Linked DNA regions of Homo sapiens: region 2 is linked to region 1. A link is an interaction called in ENCODE POLR2A ChIA-PET data of the cell type or tissue named here. Cell type or tissue: OCI-LY7. All regions are shown on one strand.

Region 1 (5,000 bases):
GTTTATACACATGCACTATCTGGGCAAGTACTTTGTGAATATGTGCATGATTGTGAATGTGTGATGAAAAGGGCCACTTTACTTGAGGAAGGCATGGAACAGAAAGTATGGGGTTTAGATATGAAAAATGAAACTGCATTTTTCTTCTGGAGGGTCTAAACATAGTAGCAGACGAGAGAGGGGCAGTAAAAATGACAAGAATGTGACATTGCGGCACCATGCTTGTGGGCATCAGAATACCTTTCTATCCCCCAAGTCTCCTGTTAGTCACATTATTTGGTGTATTTTGTGAAAAAAATAGAGGCCCCATTCCCAGGGCTTGTTCATTAATAAAGGGGGCTCTTGGCAGGGAACTCATGAAGTACAGGGACTGATTTTTGTTGGTGCTGCAGCCCCACTGCTTAAAACTCTCCTTTCTCAAAGCAACCATGATCAGGTGTTTTATTTGCATGGTTGATACTGGAACTTCTAAATTTGGGATTAAAGAAATTCATCTGTGTCTTAGGTAGCACAAAGTTATTAACAGGCCAGGAAGACCTTGTTTCTTTCAGGCTTCCATAATGGGTTTGAAAGAAAACACGGATTCTTCTACAGCAACAGAGTTAAAGAAATAGTCATAGTCATTCTTCCACGATCTTTGTAGTCTAGCTTGAATTTCAAACTGTGTCCTTCCTTACTCCAGAGAGGGAGCAAGAAAAAAAACCTGGATGCTTTGAAGGGATCTGCCACTATTTAAAAGGGGATTAGGATTCTGTTTCAGCTGCATGTGGAACTAGGTAAGCTTCAGTGGCCTCAGAACTCCAGGCCCCTCACGGAGATCACCCTGAACAATGCCCAGTTTTTCATGCAGGTTTTGTCCTATGACCAGTTAACTACATGTTCAATAAATAAATGTCAAAGAAATAAATGCGTGAAAAGGCAACCAGTTCATCATCTTATGATTAGGTTTTCTTGATTAGGGATGTGTTTAGTACAGCTGAATGAACAAGTTCACCCAGCTGCTGGTGACAGAAACCCAACTCAAACTAGCTGATGAAAAACAGAACTATACAGATCAATGAATCTCTCCCCCTTTTTCAGCCTCATAGAACTGAAAAAAACAAACCTAAATACAGTCACCCAAGTGATGTCAGGAATCTCTCATGGTATTGGTCTCTGCTTTCCCTCGTATTGGCCATATTCTTTTTTTTTTCTTTTTTAAAAACTTATTTAATTAGTTTTCCTTAATAGTTGCAGCCAAGGCTGTCTCTTTTTTCTCTTCTTTTCTCTTCTTTTTTTTTGAATGAGACAGAGTCTCGCGCTGTCACTCAGGCTGGAGTGCAGTGGCACAATCACAGTTCACTGCAACCTCTGCCTCCTGCATTCAAGCGATTCTCGTGCCTCAGCCTCCCAAGTACTGCAGTTACTTTTGCACCAACCTAATAGCTCGGATTACAAGTATGCACCACCATGCCCAGCTAATTTTTGTATTTTTTAGTAGAGACCAGGTTTCACTATGTTGGCCAGGCTGGTCTCAAACTCCTGGCCTCTAGTGATCTGCCTGCCTCGGTCTCCCAAAGTGGGATTACAGGCATGAACCACCACGTCCAGCCAGTCATTTTCTTAAGTAGGTTCTTCCCAGCCTGCAAACCCAGTGAAAGGGCTTATTCTTTCACCATTACTGTGGGGAAAAAGTCCTGTAGAGGCTTTCCATAGGCCCTGTGTGACTCACGTGTCTATACCTGAATCAACTGTTACAACCAAGCAGATGCAGAGACTGCGTGCCCTCTCCTGGAGCTAGGAGCTAGGTGAGTCAATCCTGCACTTTCTCTACAAGGCTTGCAAAGGTGAGCAAGAAGATTCCCCAAAGTGAAATCAGGGTGCTGTTACCAAAAGAAGCTATGCTGGCAGGCAAAAAACAACAGCTGTTTCCCATAGGGCAAAACCTGAAACACCCAATTACTATCCCATTGTTTGCTTCAAAATTAAATTTTGTTTGACCCCAACTAGTTCTAGTCAAGTTTTTGCTCGATGGACCACGTGAAAAAAGGATAAACAATGTCTCTATATAATGCATGATCAGGTGGTTTATGAAGATGTCAAGAGCACTGAACAAAATCCAAATGCTCACATAAAATGGGATTAGGTTTCATAAGCCACCCAAGAAAATCAGTCTCATTATTTTATGTAATAATGTATTACTGTGCCCAGAGCTAACCTGTAGCTCTAGGGGAGTACAATGTGTTTGTATTATTCTTCATTGTACACAGTGCCTCAGACATAGTAGGTATTCAATAAATATTTGTTAAATCATGAATGACTGAATTGATTTCAGAGCTGAGATGGGATTATTTTCAACAGTCATCCCTGCTTAACACCTCTTTTATCTGACAGCAGACACCTGAAATGTCATCATTGGCTTCCTTCAATATGCAAATACTTCTGAGAGAGATCATTATTTGGAGCCTCCTTTGTCATTTACACCTTGGTGTGAGAAGTTTCTTGAGACCCTTCCCAGAGGGGGTTACAAAAGAGGAGCAAAGTGCACAAAATTCTAGGGTCAGGAGACACACTTTTCTGCCTTCCCAGTTTTGTTGGGGTAACCCAGGCTCCCCATGAGCCCTGTGCTGGATGTCCTGATCACAGTGGCTATGGATGCTGACAAGAGACCATTATTCCAGTTTTGCCCGCAAATCCCAGGAGAGCTGTGGGAATTCCAGCAAAGTCCCACTGTGGTCAAATGGGGCAGGAAACTGGTTCTTTGAGACTCCTCAGAGGAGGAAGAGATGATGAATGTATTACATGCCTCAGAGGGTAAAGGAAGCCAACAGTAAAACCACCCACATCCAAAACAGGAACTAAGAGATGTCTTACACATCCCCCTAATCCTGAAAAGCTGTGGGGCTTCTCCATGGGAGCTGAACACCCTCCGCCTGGAGCAGCCAGGAAGACACTATGAGGGAAGCAGGATGCCGAAGGAAGAGGTCAGAAAAGGCTAGGATTCTGGGCAGGCGCGGTGGCTCATGCCTGTAATCCTAGCACTTTGGGAGGCCAAAGCAGGTGGATAGCTTGAGGCTAGGAGTTCAAGACCAGCCAAGATGGTGAAGTCCCGTCTCTATTACAAATACAAAAATTAGCTGAGTCTGTTGGTGTGCCTGTAATCCCAGCTACTGGGGAGGCTGAGGCAGGAGAATCGCTTGAACCCGGGAGGTGGAGGCAGCAGTGAGCTGAGATCACGCCACTGTACTCCAGCCTGGGTGACAGAGTGAGACTCGGTCTCAATAAAAAAAAAAAAAAAAAAAAGGCTAGGATTCCCGCCCCCAAGTACTCCTGCAAGTAATATGACTCTAGTCCTTCATGATGTAGTTTTACATAGAAATTTAAGAAAGTGGCCAGGTGCAGTGGCTCACACCTGTAATCCCAGCACTTTGGGAGGCCAAGGTGGGTGGATCACCTGAGGTCAGGAGTTCGAGACCAGCCTGGCCAACACGGTGAAACCCCGTCTCTACTAAAAATACAAAAATTAGCTGAGCAGGGTGCCGCACACCTGTAATCCCAGCTACTCCGGGGGCTGAGGCAGGAGAATCGCTTGAACCTAGGAGGCGGAGGTTGCAGTGAGCCGAGATTGTGCCATTGCACTCCAGCCTGGGCGACAGAGTGAGACTGTGTCTCTAAAAAAAAAAAAAAAGAAAAGAAAGAAATTAGAGAAAGTTACTCTAACTTGGGTAAACCCCTAAGTCAGTTACCACACTTACCAGGTGCTTCTGTTTTAAAGAATGAGTGGACTGAATTGCACTTTAACCAGCATGCAGAAACAAAATTCTAGAATAATTATATGATTGGTACTCAAAGGATGGATATTGCCAAGACACAGATACTCATTCCCCCCCAAGAAAATAATAGCCTCTTCAAACAATAGGACCTCCAATACTAGTCACTGCTGTTTGACTATCTAAGGAAGCCACACATGCTAGACGGTGCCAGGCACATCCCCATCACAGTTGCACCTGGCCTCTCAGGAGTGATACAAACAGGCTTATTGACCACCTCTGGAAGCAGAAGGGATGGAGAAGCACAAAAGGGCCTGTTTTACATTGCTTCTAATTCTGTGTCTCCATTCTACCAAGAACAAAGAAATGCAGTTTCAAGACCCCTGTTTTCTTTGTGGCTTAAAAACGTTAATTATCCTAATTTTTTTCTCATTGTAAAAGCAATGCATCTTTATTTTAGAAAATTGGTGGAGGGGAAGAAAAAATTTTAAGAAGCAAACAAAAAAGTATTTTTAAGTCCACTATCTAGGGATAACTAATGTTACTATTTTATGGATATTCTTCTTTTTTTTTAGTGCATTATATACGTTTTGTTTTAATTCTTGGTTGGTGCAAAATTGGGATTTTACTATATCTAATTTTCTCTTTCTTTTTTGTAACATACTCTCATGAGCATGTCTTCATAAAGAATCACAAGTTTGATCATGAAAATGATACACTTTTGTGTTAACCAGAAACATCTGACCAGAACTAGGTCTGTATAAAACAGAGGGTAATAAGATGAACAGGTAATAAGACTCCTTGGTGAAAGTGAAGGTGTCCCAGCGGAGAGCAGTTCTTTCACAATCTACATCTGAGATTCATATTACCCCTCTGACCTCATGTACTCTCAGAACTTAAAAACAAGCAAAACCTTTTGAATGAAAAATGAAGAGGCTGAGGCAATTCCAAGAATTCATTAATAGTGATTCAATGAAGGGACTGCAAAATTCAGAGGGACACATGATCTAAACCTCATAAAAAGGATCACTGAGGGAAACCAAATAGAAATATGTTTAGTAAAATGTAGCTGAAGCTTTTGCTGGATATTGGACTAGAATCTGGAAAAAGACACAAATTTTCAGTCAGATCCAAGTTTCTGTTTAAATTGGAGGAAGGCTTGCTGTGCGTGACACAAGCCTACCAAGACAACTGCCATGGCCTTCTAGTCCATTAGTACATAACCCCACAAGCAGCAAACAAGGCTCAGCA
Region 2 (5,000 bases), 350 kb before region 1:
TTTTTCAATTCACTTTATGTAGCCCTTTGATGAGCTTTTAATTTTAAAGTAGTTAAATTTATGTGTTTTCATCTTTTGGTTCTTGATAAAGAAATTCTTCACTTTCCCAAGGTTAGAATGATATTCTTTTATGTTATCTTCTAAGAATGTTATAGTTTTGCATTTCACATTTTGGCTTTTAATCCTTCTGAAATTTTCATTTTTCTTTCTTTTTTTTTTTTTAGTATAGTGTAATGTGTCTAGTTTTTTGTTTTTTGTTTTTTAAATAGATACCCAGCTACCCCTTTATTAAAAACTCCACCCTTTCCTCATTGATCTGTCATCTTTCATCCCTTCCTCACCTCTGTCATGTTTCAAGTGTTCATAGGTGTGTGTACCTCTGTCTCTAGACTCTGCACTGGTATATGTGTTGATCCCTATGCTAATACCACACTGCCTCAATTATTATTGCTCTCTAAATGTTAATATCTTGATAATCCACGTCTCCATGTTTTAAAGAACATCTTGGCCCCATGCCATTCTATGTAAATTTTAGAATCAACTTGTTAAGTTCTACCCCTCTGCTCCAAAAAAAAGACAGAGAGAAAATAATTTATTGAGATTTTCATATGAATTTACTTTGAATCCATAGGTCAGTTTGGGGAGAACTGACATTTTTACAATATTGAGCTGGCATCTGTCTATACAACTGGCATACTATAATAACTGCACATTTTTAATTACTATTTTTTTTCACTATGTTGCTCAAGCTGGTGTCAAACTCCTGGCCTTAAGCGATCCTCCCACCTCTCAAATCTCTGGGATTATAAGTGCGAGCCTCCATGCCCAGCCATGTCTTTGTTTTTAAATAAAGTTTTATAATTTTCTGCCTATGGAACTTGCTGTATTTTGATAGATTTATTTTCAGGACTTTGTATCTTTTAAGTGTTTATAAATAAAATCTTTAAAAATTGTTTTCATTTGGAATATACAAAGACAATTTTATTATTATTATTATTTTTTGAGACAGGGTCTCACTTTGTTGCCCACACTGGAGTGCAGTGGCAGGATCATGGCTCACTGCAGCCTCGACTTCCCTCAGATCAGGTGATCCTCCCACCTCAGCCTCCTAAGTATGTTACTTAGTACTGGGACTATACTGTTACTAAGTAGCTGGGACTATAGGCACGTCCCACCACGCCTAGCTAATTTTTCTTTTTCTTTTTTTTTTTTTTTTTTCTTGTAGAGGCGGGGTTTCACCATGTTGCCCAGGCTGGTCTCTACTCCTGGGCTCAAGGGATCTGCCCGCCCTGGCTCACGCCTGCTAGGATTACAGGCGTGAGCCACCCTGCCTGGCCACAAAGGCAGTTTTAAAGTAGATTTTGTGTGCTGCATCCTCATTAAACTCTCTTATTCTAATAATAAATTATTAGATTCCTTAGAACATTCTGTACACACAAATCACCTGCAAAGGGTTTTATTTTGTTTTTTCCAACTCAGATGTTTTCTTTTTTGTCTTGTTTTGCTGGATAGGCCTTGGAGTATGATAGAAGTAGTAGTAGTGTTACCAGTGGCAAATATCCAAGTTTCACAGCATCAAATGTGTTACCGGTAGAAGGTATTTGAGTCACTGGCGGCAAATATATACGGGTCTGCAGCAACTTCAATTCTTGCCTCCTCAGAAGAAAGAATTCGACTGAGGGGCATAAGGCAGCAGAAGAGACCAAGGCAAGTTTCAGAGCATGGGTGGAAGTTTACTTACAAAGGCTTTAGAACAGGAAAGAAAGGAAAGTACACTTAGAAGAGTCCCAAGCAGGCACCGAGGTCAAGTGCAGTGTTTAACCTTGATCCTGGGACTTTATAGGCTGGCCCCTTTCCCATGATTCTTCCCTTGAGGTGGGCTGCCCACATGTGTAGTGCCCTCCTTACCCTTGGGAGGTGAGCAGGCGCAGTGTGTTTAGGAAGTTGTAGACATGCCCATCTGAGGTTTTCTTCCCTTTTCTGGTGGTGTGCCCCCAGAAGGTCATATTCCGCCATTTTGTCTCTTAATGCACATGCTCAAGAAATTACTTCTCCCTGGTCCCTGCCTTCAATTAACACTTTAGCACAACAGGTGTGGACCATTAGGAAATGGCCTTTCCCTGAAGCCGGCTGCCAATTTATCACTTAGGCAATATGAAAACTGCCAGACCATCACCCGACATTCCTAGTGGGCAAGGGAAGAGCCCTCTGCCCTGCTCATGCCTGTCTACCTATTGTAACAGTAACTGGCCCCCTTATCTTCTTCTTAATCTTAAAGGAAATGCTTTTAATTTTTCACCATAAACTATGATGTTTATTTATTTTAATGCTTATTCTTTATCAAGTTAAAGAAACTTGTATTCCTATGCCAAGATTGCCCCCCCTCCCCCACGCCTCCCCCCCCACCCCCCCCCCACCCCCCCCCGCTTCTTTGTGAGACGGGGTCTCACTTTGTTCCCCAGGCAGGAGTGTAGTGGTGTGACGTGGGCTCACTGCGGCCTCAACCTTCTGGGTTCAAGCAGTCCTTCCCCTCTCAGCCCAAGTTGCTGGGACTACAGGTGTGCACCATCACGCCTGGCTGATTTTGGTATTTTTGGTAGAGATGGGGTTTCATCATGTTGCCCAGGCTCATCTCAAACTCCAGAGCTCAAATAATCCACCTGCCTCAGCCTCCCAAAATGCTAGGATTACAGGTGTGAGCCAGCACACCCAGTCCTTATGCCAAGAATTTTTATCATAAGTGGATATTGTATTTGTCTAAGAGTTTTATGCATCTTTTGAGATTTCTATATGATTCCACCCCGCCCTTTATTGAACTTGGTGAATCTTATTAATTGATTTTTTTTTTTTTTTTTTTTTGAGACAGAGTCTCACTCTGTCTTCAGGCTGGAGTGCAATGGCGCTATCTCGGCTCATTGCAACCTCCGCTTCCTGGGTTCAAGCAATCCCCCTGCCTCAGCCTCCTGAATAGCTGGGACTACAGGCGCACATCACTACACCCAGCTAATTTTTGTATTTTTAGTAGAGATGGGGTTTCACCGTGTTGGCCAGGATGGTCTCGATCTCTTGACCTCGTGATCTGCCTGTCTCGACCTTCCAAAGTGCTGGGATTACAGGCATGAGCCACCGCATCTGGCCTAATTGATCTTTTTTCTTTTCTTTTTTTTTTTTTTTTTTTTTTTGAGACGGTGTTTCGCTCTTGTTGCCCAGGCAGGAGTGCAGTGGCGCGATCTCGGCTCACTGCAACCTCTGCTTCCCAGGTTCAAGTGATTCTCCTGCCTCAGACTCCCTAGATCTACCTTAGCCATAATATTTTATATTAGTAGATTAGGTTTGCTATTATTATTTAGTATTTTTTCATATATGTTTATGAATGAAACTGGCTTGTATTTATATTTTTCACACTTTATCAGGTTATGGTATCGAGGTTATGCTGGTCTCATAAAATGAGTTAGAAGTGTTTCTGGTTTTGTTGTTCTCTGGAAACGTTTGTGGAGGATTAGAATTATTTGTTCCTTGAATTTTTGGAAGCACTTGGGTAAAATCAACAAGGCTTTTTATTCTCTTGGGAAGATTTTTACTTACCTACTAATTCAGTTTCCTTAAATGCTGTGGGACTCTATGGATTTTCTATTTCTTCTTGAGTCAGTCTTGATAAATTATATTTTCTATAGAGTTATTCATTTTTAAGTTTTAATTGTATTGACATGAAACGCTTCACAATATATTCTTAATCTTTTTATTATCTGCAGCTTTTTTTTTTTTTTTTTTTTTGAGACAGGTTCTGACTGTGCTGCTCAGGCTGGTCTTGAACTCCTGGCCTCAAGTAATTCTTCTGCTTCAGCCTGTCTAGAGTGCTGGGATACAGGCTTGAGCTACTGCACCTGACCTGCAGCAGTTTTTGATAGGCCTTTTTGTTACACTTAAATTGTTTGTTTGCTCCTTCTCTCTTATTTTCTTGTTCCATCTTACCAGAAGTTTATACGTTACAAAGTGACAAGATTCTTTTGAAAGAACCAAGTTGGTGTTTCTATTATGTGGAAGTTTTTTTTAATGGTATTCATTATTGGTCTTACCTTTATTATTACCTTTCCCTCTATTTTCTTTGGATTTATTTATTTCTCAGTGCTCTTATCCTTATCTTCTCTGTACCATTTAATAGTATTAAACCACTCCATCCTTGTAGCTTTCTCATCCCTGGCTCCTGAAACACACTAGACTTTTTTTAAAAAAAAAAAAACTATTTTTGTTTTAGATGTAGGGGGTAAATGCACAGGTTTGTTACATGGGTATATCGCCTGATGCTGAGGTTTGGGATTCTAATGATTCTGTCACCCAAGTAGCAAACCTAGTACCGTAGGTAGTTTTTCAGCCCTTGCCTTCTCCTTCCCTTCCCCCTTTTGGAATCCCTAGTTTCTGTTTCTGTCTTTGTGTCTTATGTGTTTAACTCCCACTTAAATGTGAGAATATGTGGTATTTGGTTTTCTGTTCCTGTGTTAATTCACTTAGGAAAATGGCCTCCAGCTGCATCCGTATTACTGCATGGATTTTGTTCTGTTTATGGCTGCATAGTATTCCACGGTGCATATGTACCATATTTTCTTTATCTAATCCACTGTTTTGGGCACTTGGGTTGATTCCATGTCTCTGCTGTTGTGAATAGTGCTGTGATAAACATGCAAATGCAGGTGTCTTTTGGGTAGAACGATTTATTTTTCTTTGGGTATATATCCAGTAATGGGATTGCTAGGTTGAATGGTAATTCTGTTTTTAGTTCTTTGAGAAATTGCCAAACTGCTTTCCACAGGGACTGAACTAATTTGCATTCCTACCAACAGTGTGTACGTGGTTTTTTTTTTTTCAGCTTTGTCAACATTTGTGGGTTTGTTTTTTTTTTTTTTACTTTTTAATAATAGTCTGCCTAGTGTGAGATGGTATCTCATTGTTATTTTGATTTGTATTTCTGATGATTAGTGATGTTGAGCATTTTTTCATGTTTG

The links. Peaks named below come from ENCODE experiments on the same cell type or tissue, not always from the same donor. Only the 100,000 strongest peaks of a DNase experiment are listed, where the experiment ranks them.
Region 2: POLR2A ChIA-PET joins it to region 1 with 16 read pairs; 1 of 35 experiments calls an interaction of 5 or more read pairs at or near these places.

The regions. Positions count from the first base shown.
Region 1 is chr1:167,706,401-167,711,400 of GRCh38, forward strand. RCSD1 (RCSD domain containing 1) reads left to right here. Exons shown (of 7, transcript NM_052862.4): 7 at 1-2,296. Among named protein-coding and RNA genes, the nearest start is that of TRP-CGG1-1, 5.8 kb to the right of the region's middle. RefSeq lists an enhancer at 748-947. In OCI-LY7, no CTCF peak of the experiment used is centred here; a DNase peak (open chromatin) is centred at 2,801.
Region 2 is chr1:167,354,964-167,359,963 of GRCh38, forward strand. The region is part of intron 2 of POU2F1 (POU class 2 homeobox 1); the gene reads left to right. Among named protein-coding and RNA genes, the nearest start is that of POU2F1, 140 kb to the left of the region's middle. In OCI-LY7, no CTCF peak of the experiment used is centred here; DNase peaks (open chromatin) are centred at 1,228, 1,678, 2,008, 2,548 and 1 weaker place; H3K4me3 peaks cover 3,083 bases; H3K27ac peaks cover 5,000 bases.